Linked DNA regions of Homo sapiens: region 1 is linked to region 2. Evidence: chromatin loops called from intact Hi-C (ENCODE). Cell type or tissue: PC-9. All regions are shown on one strand. Links, peaks and the distances in the headings refer to the core of each region. The heading gives the core; the rest is flanking DNA.

Region 1 (2,500 bases), core at 1-2,500, 99 kb after region 2:
GAGGAAGTAAGTAGAAAGCTTTCAGGTCTGGTAAAATAGCAAACCAAAGATACTAGAAAAGGTGAGGGAAAAGGAAGACATAGACAGCGGGGCTCAGCAATTAGAAAAAAACTACAAAACCGAGAAATCCTTAGGCGTCCAAAGGTGGGCAAGGCCTAAGGTAGGAAAAACAGGCAGAAGAATGGGAAGCTGGAAGACAGGCTGCGGAAACCACTTCTAGCTGTGTGGCTTCCCTTCTCCACTGGTTCTGTGATAGGCCAGGTGGGAGCTGTTACATGCAAGCCAGGCTAGGTCACTGTCTACTATGTGCACAAACATAGCCAGCCAACTGAGTGCAGAAACGGGGTGGCAGGGGCACCTGCCAATTCAGCGCAGAACTACCTGGGCTCTAGCCCTGCCTTGAAACTCTCCCCTTTGGATCAGAGGAGGCACTAAGAAAGCTCCAGAGCCTAGCTGAGCCAAAAGTGGGTGCCAATCAGTCCCTGAACATCCCTTGGTCACCCTCTGGCACAGTTACCCCACAGATACTGATGGAGGGAGGATTCCTCTGCCTACTGCAATGCCCATGGCAGATGGAGAGGGGAGATATTCCAGGGCAGGCAAGGCAGTAAGGGCAGTGTGCCCACAGGAAGGGGTACTCACAGGGAAAGAATGATCAGCCCCGTTTCTCCCCTTCCCCCAAGGTCTGCATCATAAGCAGAGGCAGCTGATTATGATCAAGAGAACAAAAAGGAGGGAACAGCCTAAAATCCCACGGTACCCAGAAACACAGGATATGACTCCTGGATAAGGCACTAAATGGCTCTACTTGCTGCGCTATTAGCCCATAAAAGGGGATAATATCTTTTTAATCTACTACAGAATTGCCTAAAGAACAAACAAAACAGTGTAAACTGTTATACAATGAAAGGAGGTATTATCTTCAGAATATCAAACACAGAATTTTATTCTAGGACATGGGTTCCTCCCTCCCCTGAAGTAACCCCTTCAATCCTTGGCACATACACTCATTCCCTCTGCAATAAACAAAGTCATATTACTCAGTCAGTAACTTCAGATAATTCATTCTTCAGGCCACATGGTTTGTAAAGGCCCACTTCAACTACTACAGAGTTTGGCTACAGAGTTCTGACAGCCATGATGAATAAGTACTGTGTGTTTGTGTGTCAGAGTGAGGAGGGTGTGGCTGTGCTCTGATGACTAAATTGGCTTCCAGTCAATGACGCATATTCAAAAAAGTGCAAGTTACAGGAGCTGCTTTGGCAGTCAGGAAATGCTGTGCATTTTATATTTTATATATTATAGAGTAGTTTTTATTAATTGAAATGAAAAGCTGACAATATCTAATTCAATGGATTCTGTAAATGAAATGCCCTCATTTAAAAATAACTGAAGATCAGTGCTCATTTTATATTATACAATTTACATTTTACAGACACATTTACAAATTTGTATAAGTGGAACTGTATTCATATGCAATAATCAAGTCTTCTAAATCCATGTATTAAGCTGAGGAGGTGTTTGCAATGTTCTCATCAGGTTCGTGGGGATTTCTGAGTGAAGGATTCTTTTGAGAATCTGCTAAATCTATCTTCTCAAAAGGACACACATACACACGAAATTATGCACATGATTTCAGGGAATGCCTTATGGGTATCCCCTCCTTTCAACTAGATTTGCCTAATAAAGGCCTATAACATTGTGAATTAGCACCCTATTATTACTGTTTTCTTTTTCCTCCTCAGTCACCACTCCCACCAGCATCCAGGACCTAAAGTGATGCAAGGTCCTCATTTGTCAATATCCCAGATTTATTTTGTGAGAAGGGACTTTGATCTTGAGGATTTAGAAATGCAGGAATGTACTGGTACTTTGGTTTGTAGTTTACATATGAGCAGTGCAGATACCTGCATGCATCATAAATTTTTATCATTGAGGGGCAGAGTCTCAGGCATTTAGCACTTTAACTCTGTATATAAATCAATGTTTCAGAATTTGACCGCCTCAATGCTGAAACTGCATTTTAAGTGGAATTCATTTTCTTCTGTATTGCTGACTATTTTCATTTCTTAAAAGTTATATTAGGCTGGACGCAGTGGCTCACACCTGTAATCTTAGCACTTTGGGAGGCTGAGGTGGGCGGATTGCCTGAGCTCAGGAGTTTGAGGCTAGCCTGGGCAACACAGTGAAACCCCGTCTCTACTAAAATATAAAAAATTAGCCAGGCATAGTGGCGTGCACCTGCAATCCCAGCTACTCAGGAGCCGAGATCATACCACTGCACTACAGCCTGGGCAACAGAGCAAGACTCTTGTCTCCAAAAAAAAAAAAAAAAAAAGGTATAGTAGTTAGAAGTTACTGTAATTATAAATATTCATTTTTCTTTAATATCTACATGAAAGTATCTCACCTTGAATAAATGGAGAAATCTTCTTCTGAGAGGCCATCTGAGAGGTTAATTCCATATAGCTCCTTCATGGGTTGGACCACATTCTGGGGT
Region 2 (11,460 bases), core at 3,589-6,088:
CCCAGGCTGCAGCCTGCCCCTGTACCTTGTCTCAGCCTTCCCTCCCTGAAAAGCCAGGAAGTGAGCCCTCATCAGAAGCAGACCATGTGGGCCACCCTGATCTCAGGCTTCAAGCCTCCAGAACTGTGAGAAAATAAACTTTTCTTGCTTAACCCTCCCAGTCTATGATCCTTTGTTGTGCCAGCCTGAACAGACTGAGACATTGAGCATGTTCCATGTAAAGTTAATCACATCTTCCTTAGGTCTGTCTCCTTAGATGAAACTTAAAATTTGTCTCCCAAATCAGACATTTATGTAATTTTGAAAGCCAAGTTATACCGAAAGCCTTATAATGAAAATAGTAGTCTACAGCTCTTTTCCTAACTCCTGTCTTCAGCCCAGCTCTCTGGGGAAAAAAGCACTCTCCACTTTCTATTGTTTTTTTTTGATTAGGCAGACCACTCGGTGCTTCCAAGTAATGTTTACACCATGAATACCGGTGTCAAAAGAAAAATCTTGACCAAATTAAGTTTAACAGAGTTTAATTGAGCAAAGAATGATTCACAAATCAGGCAGCCTCTCAGGCCAGAGTAGGCTCAGAGACTCCAGTGCAGCCACATGTTGGAAGATTTGTGGAGAGTAAAAGCAAAGTGATATACAGGAAATGGAAATGAGGTACAGAAACAGCAAGATTGGTTACAGCTCAGTGTTTGCCTTATTTGGACCTGGTTTGAACACTTGGCCACCTTTGATTGGCCAAAACTCAGTGATTGGCACAAGATTTGGCTACTGAGGACTAAGTTCTGATTTTTTCATCTTGCCCAAATTCCTATCTAAAAGGTCTGGGGAGTCATGCCCTACAAACGGTAACTTCTCATTGGATGGGTTTTACTTAACCCTCTATACTGTGACTTACTTTCCATCCTGACTCTGGTGTAATATTACAAGACAATGAAAAAAAGAAAAATCGAAATATTTTATCCCAAAACATGTTTCTTTGCCATATCTTGAAATGGCCCTTCAAAGCTGTCCTTTGTGGGGGAAAATCTCCATCTGTAGAGAATCTATTAACATAGCTAGATCTTTTCCTTCCAGGCCCTCCCAATCCTAAAGAGATTAACTAAAAGTCTCGCATCTTTTAAAGATTTGAATAGGAAACATTTGTCATCTATTGTCTCTAAGGGAAGCCACTATAAGATTTCAAAGGGACCTTGTTCTCCAAAATATTTTATCTTAACCTGAACATTTCCTTTCTATCAATCCCAGGTCTTACACAAAATCAACCAATTGTCAACCAGAAAATGTTTAAATTTACCTATAGCCTGGAAGCCGCCCCCCAACCTTAGAGTTGTCCCACCTTTCTGGACCAAAGCAATGTATTTCTTAAATGTATTTGATTGATGTCTCATGCCTCCCTAACATGTATAAAACCAAGCAGCACCCCGACCATCTTGGGCACATGTTCTCAGGACCTCCTGAGGGCTGTATCATGGGCCATGGTCACTCATATTTGGCTCAGAATAAATCTCTTCAAATATTTTACAGAGTTTGGCTCTTTTCATTGACACTACAGTCTGTATACAACTCTATTTGGGTTATAGTTCATGGTGTAGAGAGGAACATTTAGGCTGAACTTAAAATATGTAAGGAGGCAGCTATCAGCTAAACTTGATTGAACAATTTCCTACTTTGGGTCATCCTCTCAATTTTGACAGATTGGCCAAAACTTTAGTCATTGATGTCACTATTACCATTGTCTGTACTTACTTGGTTTTGAGACCCACTGGGAAATAGCCGAACAGTGGGGTTTGTAAGGTGGGAATAAGAACTTTAGGGTTTTTTTTGTTTTTTTTTTTGTTGTTGTTGTTGTTGTTGTTGTAAGGTTTAGAGTAGAGGGTATCTCCTTATGCTGGAATGTGCTATATACAGAGGAAAAAACAAAAGCTAATCTGTTCTAGGATCGATGTGTTTCCTTAAAGTTTTAGTTTGGTTATGTCACATTTAGTATGAGAGACTCCATTTTGGTTTGGTCTGGTCTGTTGCAGCCTAGTGCATAAGCTCAGTCCAAAACAATGGCCTTTCCACAATTTTGTTTAAAAATTCTCTCGTTTTGGTCAGGTTCTCACTTAGGTAAGAGTGTGACTGAAAATTAGGGCCTTAGCACTACTCTCAGTTACCATGATTTTGGGTTTCTGGTCTCAGCACATAATTCATAGGTTACAGTGCCCTTATGGTCACACATTTTTTCAGCTCTTGCCATTCAACTTGAAGACAGTGGAATGACATTCTAGAGATGGCTGCATGCAAACATTTAAAACTGTTGAGAGAATACAGCACACCAGACAGACTACTATTATAACTATTATAACTATCAGAAGGATATTACCAAGAGTTTGGAGTATCCTCCTTAGCCAGGGTCCCCATGAACCAAACCAACTAAAATCAAATAGGTCAAAGAATAAGCTAGATAAAGAATCTACTCACTTTAACTAAGCAGTCTCTTTGTTAATCCCCTACAACTGAATCTCTGTAATACCCAGTGTGATGTATTTCTCTATGAGCAATAAGAAGTGATAGCAGCTGCACAAATGAAGCAGAAGATACAAAAAAACAAAACACAAGTTTTTCTTTTTCGGCCTCCCCCTTCAGATTCTTCTCCCTTACCATTGTTCCTTGTTCTGTTCTTATAATTATTTTTGCAAGTTTTGTAAGTTCCTGTTTTTCCCCTTCTGTGCAGCATTGTAAGGTCACAAGATATGCTTGAGTTACAAAACCTGTCACTGTTCAACAACTGCCTTTGTTCTGCTTCTGAAAGCTTGTTTGCCCACACTACAGGTTTTGTGCCATCAAACCGGCCAACCTCCCTTCAGATGCATGTATAAAAGTCAAGCCCTGTCTTTGTTCGGGCTCAGCCTTCGGATGTTAATCTCCTGGGCCGGTGCGCTCCTAATAAAATCCTCCTGTCCCACCCATTGGTCTCTCCTGTCCCTTGATTCATGTAACATTTCTGGGGGCTCATCCAGGATTGGAGATGACAGGTTTTCTGTCTCCTTTGCCTGTGGGTCTGGGGACCCAAGCCAGGGGGAGACACATGACCTCAGGTGTGCCAAGGGGGGAACTTAAACCCAGGTGAGAGATGGGCTCTCCTGTGACCCAGTGCCCCTCCCCGTCAGTGCAACAGAACCTAAGGGGCTACTGGATGATTCCAGGAACAGCATGCTACAGGACTGCAGTAAGGTTTGGGGCTCGAGGCAGGACCTGTCCCATAAGGATGGAAGGGGAGTCTGATCAACTCCCGGGATGTACCTAGTAGTCCAACCCAGGACATGAGAGTGGCTCGCTAAGTTGGTTGAAACCTACACCCCAACCTGAGAAGAAGAACTGGGAGTGGGAGAGTGTGTGAATGCGTGTGAATGAGTGGAGTGGAGCATGTGGGACTGCAAGTCTCCTAGTGTGAGACCATATGTCCCGAGCAAGTGTGGGACTGACTGGGACTAGTGGTGAACTGCATACAGCTTATGGAGGCTCCCCACAATTTAGTGATTGTGGGGTCCAGGTTTGGGGTTTATACAAACCCTCCAATGCTAAATGGCATCTGAAATACTCCCATGAGGGAGGTGGTCTAATTGGTCTGAAGTGAAAGCAAAAGAGAGTGAGTTGCACCATAACCGGGAGGAAATGGGAGGGAAGCCGTCAAAACTCACCCCATTAGAATGTATGTTAAAGAACTTTAAGAAAGGTTATACAGGGGATTATGGGATCATGTTGACCCCCAAGAAGTTAAGAACCCTTTGTGAAATAGAATGGCCCTCTTTTCATGTCAGATGGCCAGCCGAAGGAACAATAGATGGGGGAACAATTGGCTGTATACATTGGGTGGTGACTGGGGTCAGAGGACAGCCAGGGCATCCAGACCAATTTCCTTATATTAATACATGGCTGAATATAGTCCAAACCTGACCTGCATGACTACAGCCCTGCCTGGCGGCTAGTTACAAAATGCTTGTGGCTTGAGCCAAACCTAAAATGAAAGAAAAATCAGCTTCACCAGAAGCTACGGGGACAAAGGGAAAGCCACAGGAAAGACAGGAAAAACTGGTTTTGCAGGAACCACTGGAGGAAATAGAAATCCCTCCTCCCTATACCCCAATCTACCCCACTTTACCAAGGCTGGCCCCTTAGGAGTCAGGTTCAGATAATGATGAGCCCCAGGCTTCACCCGAAAAGGAAAAATCAGAACCACTGCCCCAGGAGGTCAAGGAGGAAATTCAGGCTGATCAAGCAAGCTGCCTCCAGTCTGGCCGCACCTGGGCTTTGCAGATGCCTCTCTGGGAAACTTGGGGCCCCTCTATTATGATTAATATGGCCATATCCAAGGGGGGCAATGGACCTTCATCTACCAGCCTTTTTCAACCACTGATCTCCTAAACTGGAAACACCATACTCCCTCACACACAAAGAAGCCCCAGGCCTTCATAGATCTAATGCAGTCCATTTTTCAGACACATAATCCAACTTGGCCAGATTGCAAACAGCTCCTCCTGACGCTGTTTAACAACGAAGAGCGCCAAAGGGTGACCCAAGCAGCCCTCTGCTGGCTAGAAAACAATGCACCAGAAGGCACACTTAATGTCCAGGCATACGCTCAGGGCCAATTCCCAGAAGCAGACCCACACTGGGACCCAAATGTTGCAACCCAATTATAGCACCAGCAGAGGTACCGAGAGGCACTCTTGCAAGGACTAAGGGAGGGCAGAAAGAAGGCAGTCAATATGGGGAAAATCTCGGAAGTGCTTCAGGGAACTGATGAAAGCCCTAGCCAGTTTTATGAGAGACTCTGTGAGGTGTTCCAGCTCTACACTCCGTTTGATCCTGAGGCTACTGAGAATCAGTGCATGGTGAATGCAGCATTTGCAGGACAAACCCAGGGGGACATCAGGCAGAAACTACAAAAGCTAGAAAGTTTCACAGGCATGAATGCCACCCAACTTTTGGAAGTGGTCACCAAGGTGTATGTTAACTGTGACGAGGAGGCAAAAAGGGAAGCAGATCAGAGACTCAGGAAGAAAGCTGATCTGCTAGCAGCAGCACTCATGGAAAGAGGAACAAGTATCACCAGAGGACGTGGATGCGGACACAGATGAGGAAGGGACCAAACTGGGCAAAGACCCGAAAATTGGCCAAGACTGGATAGGGACCAATGTACATGATGTAAGAAGAAGGGACACTGGAAGAATAAATGTCTGAGGATGACAAGGGAAATGACAGAGGCTATAAAACTAGAAGACTGCCAGCCAAGGGCTACTGTACCCCAAAGGAGCCAGACGCCAACCTTATCGGGCTGGCAGGGACTGAAGGGTATGAAGACTAGGCAAGACCGGGCTCCATCTCCTTAGGCCCCCAGGAGCCCATGGTCATATTGGAAGTAGAGGGCCAACTGATGGACTTTAAGGTAGACACCAGGGCTGAACACTCGGTAGTGACACAGCCCATAGGGCCACTATCCATACATCGTGCAACTATTGTTGGAGCTTCAGGGGTCCCAGAGAAGAGGCCATTTTGCCGGCCTAGGAGTTGTGTCATGGGGGAAGAGAAGTCCAACATGAATTCCTGTAACTCCCAAATTGCCCAGTTCCCTTGCTGGGAAGAGACCTGTTCCAAAAACTGCAAGCACAGATTGCTTTTGGGCCACAAGGGGATATGACTCTAAATCTGACTTACCCAAGGGCCATGGTGTTAACTCTTACCATCCCTCAGGCTGAAGAATGGAGACTGTACATCAAGGAGTTACCAGAACTGGGACTGGATGAACTGTATGGGCTGCTTTGTAAGATTCCTGGAGTATAGGCCTAGGACAACCCACCTGGGCTAGCTGTAAACCAGGCACTGGTGATAGTAGAGCTAAAATCAGGAGCAACACTGGTCAGGTTCATCAATACCCACTACCCCAAGAAGCCATACAGGGCATTCAAGAACATTTCAAGTGGCTCTTGGAACATGGAATCTTAGCCTGATGCCAGTCATCCTGGAACACTCCACTTTTGCTGGTACAAAAACCAGAGAGTAATCAATACAGACCAGTGCAGGACTTGCATGCTGTAACCAGTGCAGGTTACAGACCAGTGCAGGACTGAATGAATGAATGCAGACTGGTGCAGGACTTGCAGTCTACTGTAACCATCCACCCAATGGTACCAAACCCGTACACATTGATGGGACTCATTCCGGCTAGTGCAGCCTGGTTTACTTGTCTGGACTTAAAAGATGCTTTCTTCTGCCTTCACCTGCCACCAATTAGTCAGCCCATTTTTGCATTTCAATGGGAGGATCCAGTCACAGGCACAAAGGAACAGCTCACCTGGACTAGACTCCCACAAGGATAAAAAAACTCTCCCACAATCTTTGCAGAGGCATTGGCTGCCGACCTCAAGGCCTACACCCCACCAGATGACAACTGCACCTTGCTACAATATGTGGATGACCTCCTTTTGATGGCCCCAACCCGGAAGGACTGCTACTGGGGAACCCAAGGCCTCCCCCACCTCCTATAGAAGGCCAGATATAAGGTGTCCAAGAGAAAAGCTCAAATTTGCCAACAGAAGGTCAAATATTTGGGCTTCATAGTGACCCAAGGGGAACACCAGCTAGGCATTGAATGAAAACAGGCTGTTTGAACACTCCCAATTCCAACTACCCGGCACCAGATAAGAGAGTTCTTGGTGGTGGCAGGGTTCTGCCATATCTGGATCCCAAATTTCTCACTTATGGCCAAGCCCTTATATGAAGACACAAAGGGTGGGGAAAGGGAGCCCGTCCTCTGGGAGGCTGATCAGTAAAGGGCATTTAAACAAATCAAAGAAGCCATAACTTAGGCCCCAGCCTTAGGACTGCCGGATATAACTAAGCCTTTCTTTCTATATGTCCATGAATGAAAGGGAATGGCTATAGGAGTCCTGACTTAAGTCATAGAATCATTGCATCGCCCGATGACATATTCATCCAAACAACAGGACTCCGTGGTGCTAGGGTAGCTTCCTTGCCTTAGGGCACTAGCTGCCACCACCATACTGACACAGGAAGCTGACAAATTGACTTTAGGGCAAAACTGACTATTTGGGTACTGCATTCGATTATAACTTTAATGGATCAGAGAGGGCACCATTGGTTATTGAATCCAAGGATGACTCAGTACCAGGGGCTCCTATGTGAAAATCCCCACATAACTTTAGAAACAGTAAACACCCTTAACCCGGCCAACTTGCTCCCAGTCGAACCGGGAGCCCCACTTCATAACTGTGTGGAAATAGTAGATGAAGTATTCTTGAGCTGGGGAGATCTCATGGACCACCCCCTTAGAGTCCCAGATGTTGAATACTTCACAGATGGAAGCAGTTTTATACTGGAAGGGGTCCACTGGGCTGAGTATGTGGTGGTAACATTGGACTTAGTGGTGGAGGCTCAGCCTCTGCCCACCAGAACATCAGCCCAGAAGGCAGAACTAATATCCCTGACGAGGGCCTGTTTGCTGGCGAGGGGCAAAAGGGTCAATGTTTATACTGATTCTAAATATGCCTTTTCCACATTGCATGTTCATGGAGCTATATATAAGGAGAGAGAACTCTTAACTGCTGGGGGTAAAGAAATAAAGTATAAGGAGGAAATTCTACAACTCTTAGATGCTGTATGGGCCCCAAAGAAGGTAGCTATTATACACTGCAGGGGGAACCAAAGGGCGGGAACACTGGAGGCCAGCCCAAAGGAAACAAAAAGGCAGACAGGGAAGCAAAATGGGCAGCTATGACCACTCCGCATCTTAGGGAAGAAGCCCTGGCTATGGCCCTCCTCCCAGAGCCTCCCCTCCCGGTGGTCCTAAGTTATTCTCCAAATGCGAAGGCCTGGTTTAGCCGAGAATCTGGAAAATACATTGAGAGAGGTGGTGGAGATTCTCCAGTGGGAGACTAGCCATCCCTGAAATGGTGGCCCCCAAATTTGTATAACAATTCCATCAAGGAAATCATATGGGGGAAACGGCACTGGAAACGCTACTGGGACACCGTTTCTATGGACCACGGCTCACAGCCATCACCTGAGCCATTTGTGAACAATGTCTAATTTGTGCCCAGAACAACCCATGACAAGGGCTTACTCGGCCCCCAGGGATTCAGGAAATGGGAGCCACACCCTGTGAAAATCTACTTATGGACTTCACCGAGCTGCCCTGAGCGGGGAGGGCTGCCAGTACATGCTAGTATTCATCTGCACCTTTTTGGGATGGGTTGAGGCTTTCCCTACCCAAACAGAGAAAGCACGAGAAGTGACTAAAATACTGTTAAGAGACATTATCCCCAGATTTGGACTGCTCCTGACTCTAGATTCAGACAATAGACCAGCATTTGTAGCTGAAATAGTTCAGGAACTAACATGGCTGTTAGTTCCTCACAGAGCTCAGGAAAAGTAGAGCACATGAACCAGACACTCAAACAGCTACTAAAGAAATATTGCTAGGAAACTCATCTGAGATGGGATCAAGTCCTGCCCATGGTCCTCCTCTGAGTCAGGTGTATCCCCACCAAACAAACTGGGTATTTACCCCATGAGATCTTGTTCGGCCAGCCACCCTCAATCATAGGTCAAATTAAGGGTGATGTCCATGAACTAGGGGAATTGACCTTGAGAAGGCAAATGCAGGCCTTAGGGATAGGCATGCAAGGTGTCCATGGCTAGGTACAGGAGAGAATACCCATAAGCCTGACAGACTCAGTATGCCCCCTTTAAACCTGGGGACTCTGTTTGGGTTGAGAAATGGAATCCAACCACTCTGGGACCCATATGGGAGTGCCCCCATACTGTGATGTTGGCTACTCCCACTGCTATTAAAGTTACAGGAATTGTGCCTTGGATCCACCACAGTCGGCTAAAACCAGCAATCCAAGACAAGTGGACCAGCCCACAGGACCCAGACCATCCAAGCTGGCTGATCCTACGACGGGACCAAGTTGCCATTAGGGATGACAGCAGCTCTGCTCTGGTCACTCCGGAAGCTGACCTGTCTATGCACAGCTGAAGCTTGAGGAGGCAACAGCCCTGCTCCAGTCACCCCAGAAGCAGACTAGTCTATGACCGGCCGAAGTTAGAGTGGAACATGCAAGTACGTCATCAATACATACTTCTTTTTCTCCTAACTATAATACTACCCTTATCCGTGTTGGGAGAGGGACCCATAGAAGGATGGCCCCCTGCACTCATACTATGGGGTCAGGGAGCAACATAACCAGAACCCTGTTGTACCACACTTATTATGAGTGTACAGGGACCCCCTGGGGGAACTTGTACACACAACCAGACAAACTACTCAATCTGTGACCCAGAAAATGGCCAGCCTTATATATTTTATGACCCTAAGTCCTCACCTTCTGAAGCCTGGTTTAAAGTTTATGTTGGGTCAAAAGAAGGAAGACTTCTGAACCAAACCAAAGTCCCTCCCTCCCAGGGGGAGGTCATTTCCTTATATTTTGATGCTTGCCAAGCAACATACATAGGTCCCTATCTCGTAGTCTCCTGTGGTAGCCTATCATGGGAGAGATGCTATAGTAACTGTCACAAATATATATGTGCTCCAAGGAAAGGAACCAATCAATAGGGAACCCCTCTTTGCTCCCCCTACTCCCCAGAAAAAGACTGTCAGGACTGCACAACATGGTCCACAGACCCTGTGGAAAGTGCAAGAACACCACAGGGGGCAGTAACTCTTACCAAAATGCCGGTAAAATCACATTGTAAGACGAAAACTTGCAATCCTTTAAATTTCGCTATCTTAAAGCAAGATCTTCCCATAGGGACTACAGGTTACCCCATGACATTACAGATCAGCGGTCAAGGAACAGATCCAGGAGTCTATTTATATATTATCCAAAAAAAACCCGGATTAAGCATTCAACCCAACAATTTCAAGTTTTTGAGTCATTCTATGAGCATATCCACCAGGAGTTGCCTAAACCCTTTCTCTTAGCCAGAAACCTGTTCACCCAACTGGCTGAAAACATAGCCAGCAGCTTACACATCTCCTCATGCTACATTTGTGAGGGAACCACCATGGGGGACCAATAGCCATGGGAGGCAAGAGAGCTGATGCCCCAAGATAACTTCACTCTGACTGTCTCTTCCCCTGAACCTACGTTCATGAGCCCGAGCATTTGGTTCTTAAAAACCTCTGTTATTGGGAAGTTCTGCATTGCTCACTGGGGAAAAGCATTTGCAGATCCAGTAGGAGAGTTAACTTGCCTAGGACAATAACATTACAATGAAATGCTAGGAAAGACTTTATGGTGGGGCAGAAAGAATGATTTCAAATTGCCCCACCCAGGTTCATTCTCCCGTTTCCCCTCTTTAAACCACTCTTGGTATCAACTTGAAGCTCCAAATACCTGGCAGGCGCCCTCTGGCCTCTATTGGATCTGTGGACTGCAGGCATATTGGCAGCTGCCAGCTAAATGCTCAGGGGCCTCCTGTCCAACCCATTGGTCTCTCCTGTCCTTTGATTCCCACAACACAGACACTTCTTTTTTCAGCCAGTAAGTCATCTAGAGCAATTCTATTATTTATCATAATGTTCACAAAAGAATTTAAAGTCTGCCTTGACAGTAGAATCTGCTATAGAACCTATCACTACGGATAAATTTCTAAACATTGCTTCACTTACTCCAAATCATAAAAAAAAAAAGACCTAACAAATGATGCCCTTTAGAAGAGTGAAGACCTCCTGGCAATGTTCTCTTCAACCCATGATGTAGGTAAGATGAGTGCATCAGTGTTTTGTTTCTGACTGATCATGAGTACGTACCATCGAAATTTCTCACTCACACTGGGCCTTCATCTTCCATATATCAAAGTATAAGATTAACCATGTAGAAGGCTGGCTGCAAAATCTTTCACAAGTAAAAGTAAACCCCATGAATTCACAAAACAGACCCGCTTTTCACTTCTATTGTTCATAGAGGCATAAGCAAGGGAAAAAAAATTAAAGAATCTCATAATAGTAGAGAAATCTTGATCTGTGATCTTGGGAAAAAGCTGTCCACATCAAAGATGCCATCTTCTGGGAAAAAACTTCCCTGTTTAGCTTTACCTTAAGGTTTCCAATAGGTGTACAGTTCCAAGAATGTAGAGGGACCTTTCCGAGTTGTGAGATTATGAACTTAAAACTGTGGGTCAAGGTCCTGAAGTTTTGCTGCAGTGTGTATGGCAAGAACAGCCTTTCTCTGATGTTCTCAAAAGATCCAATCTTCAGGTTCTAGATTGTGAAGAGGTTGATTTTCCCCAGTCAGTAGACCATGAAGAGGTTGATTTTCTTCACTGAGTAGACCATGTATTTTTTTTTACCTGGTGAAAATATATATACTTTTGTAAAGTGAGCTATTACTGTTACAACAGCTCTCTTGCATGGGAAAGTTTTTATACAACCAGAAAACATGCACTGAAAAT

The links. A loop is a pair of places that touch in the nucleus more often than their neighbours do. Peaks named below come from ENCODE experiments on the same cell type or tissue, not always from the same donor. Only the 100,000 strongest peaks of a DNase experiment are listed, where the experiment ranks them.
Region 1: it touches region 2 in a loop (6-fold over the local background); 1 of 110 quality-filtered maps calls a loop at or near these places.

What each region holds. Positions count from the first base shown.
Region 1 is chr6:109,792,575-109,795,074 of GRCh38, reverse strand. FIG4 (FIG4 phosphoinositide 5-phosphatase) reads right to left here. Exons shown (of 23, transcript NM_014845.6): 21 at 2,411-2,493. Among named protein-coding and RNA genes, the nearest start is that of FIG4, 100 kb to the right of the region's middle. In PC-9, for the core only: no CTCF peak of the experiment used is centred there; DNase peaks (open chromatin) are centred at 748 and 1,174; H3K27ac peaks cover 2,164 bases.
Region 2 is chr6:109,885,773-109,897,232 of GRCh38, reverse strand. No RefSeq gene overlaps it. Among named protein-coding and RNA genes, the nearest start is that of GPR6, 87 kb to the left of the region's middle. RefSeq lists an enhancer at 3,458-4,072. In PC-9, for the core only: CTCF peaks have their summits at 4,397 and 4,597 (motif pointing left); DNase peaks (open chromatin) are centred at 4,042 and 4,532; H3K4me3 peaks cover 1,035 bases; H3K27ac peaks cover 1,746 bases.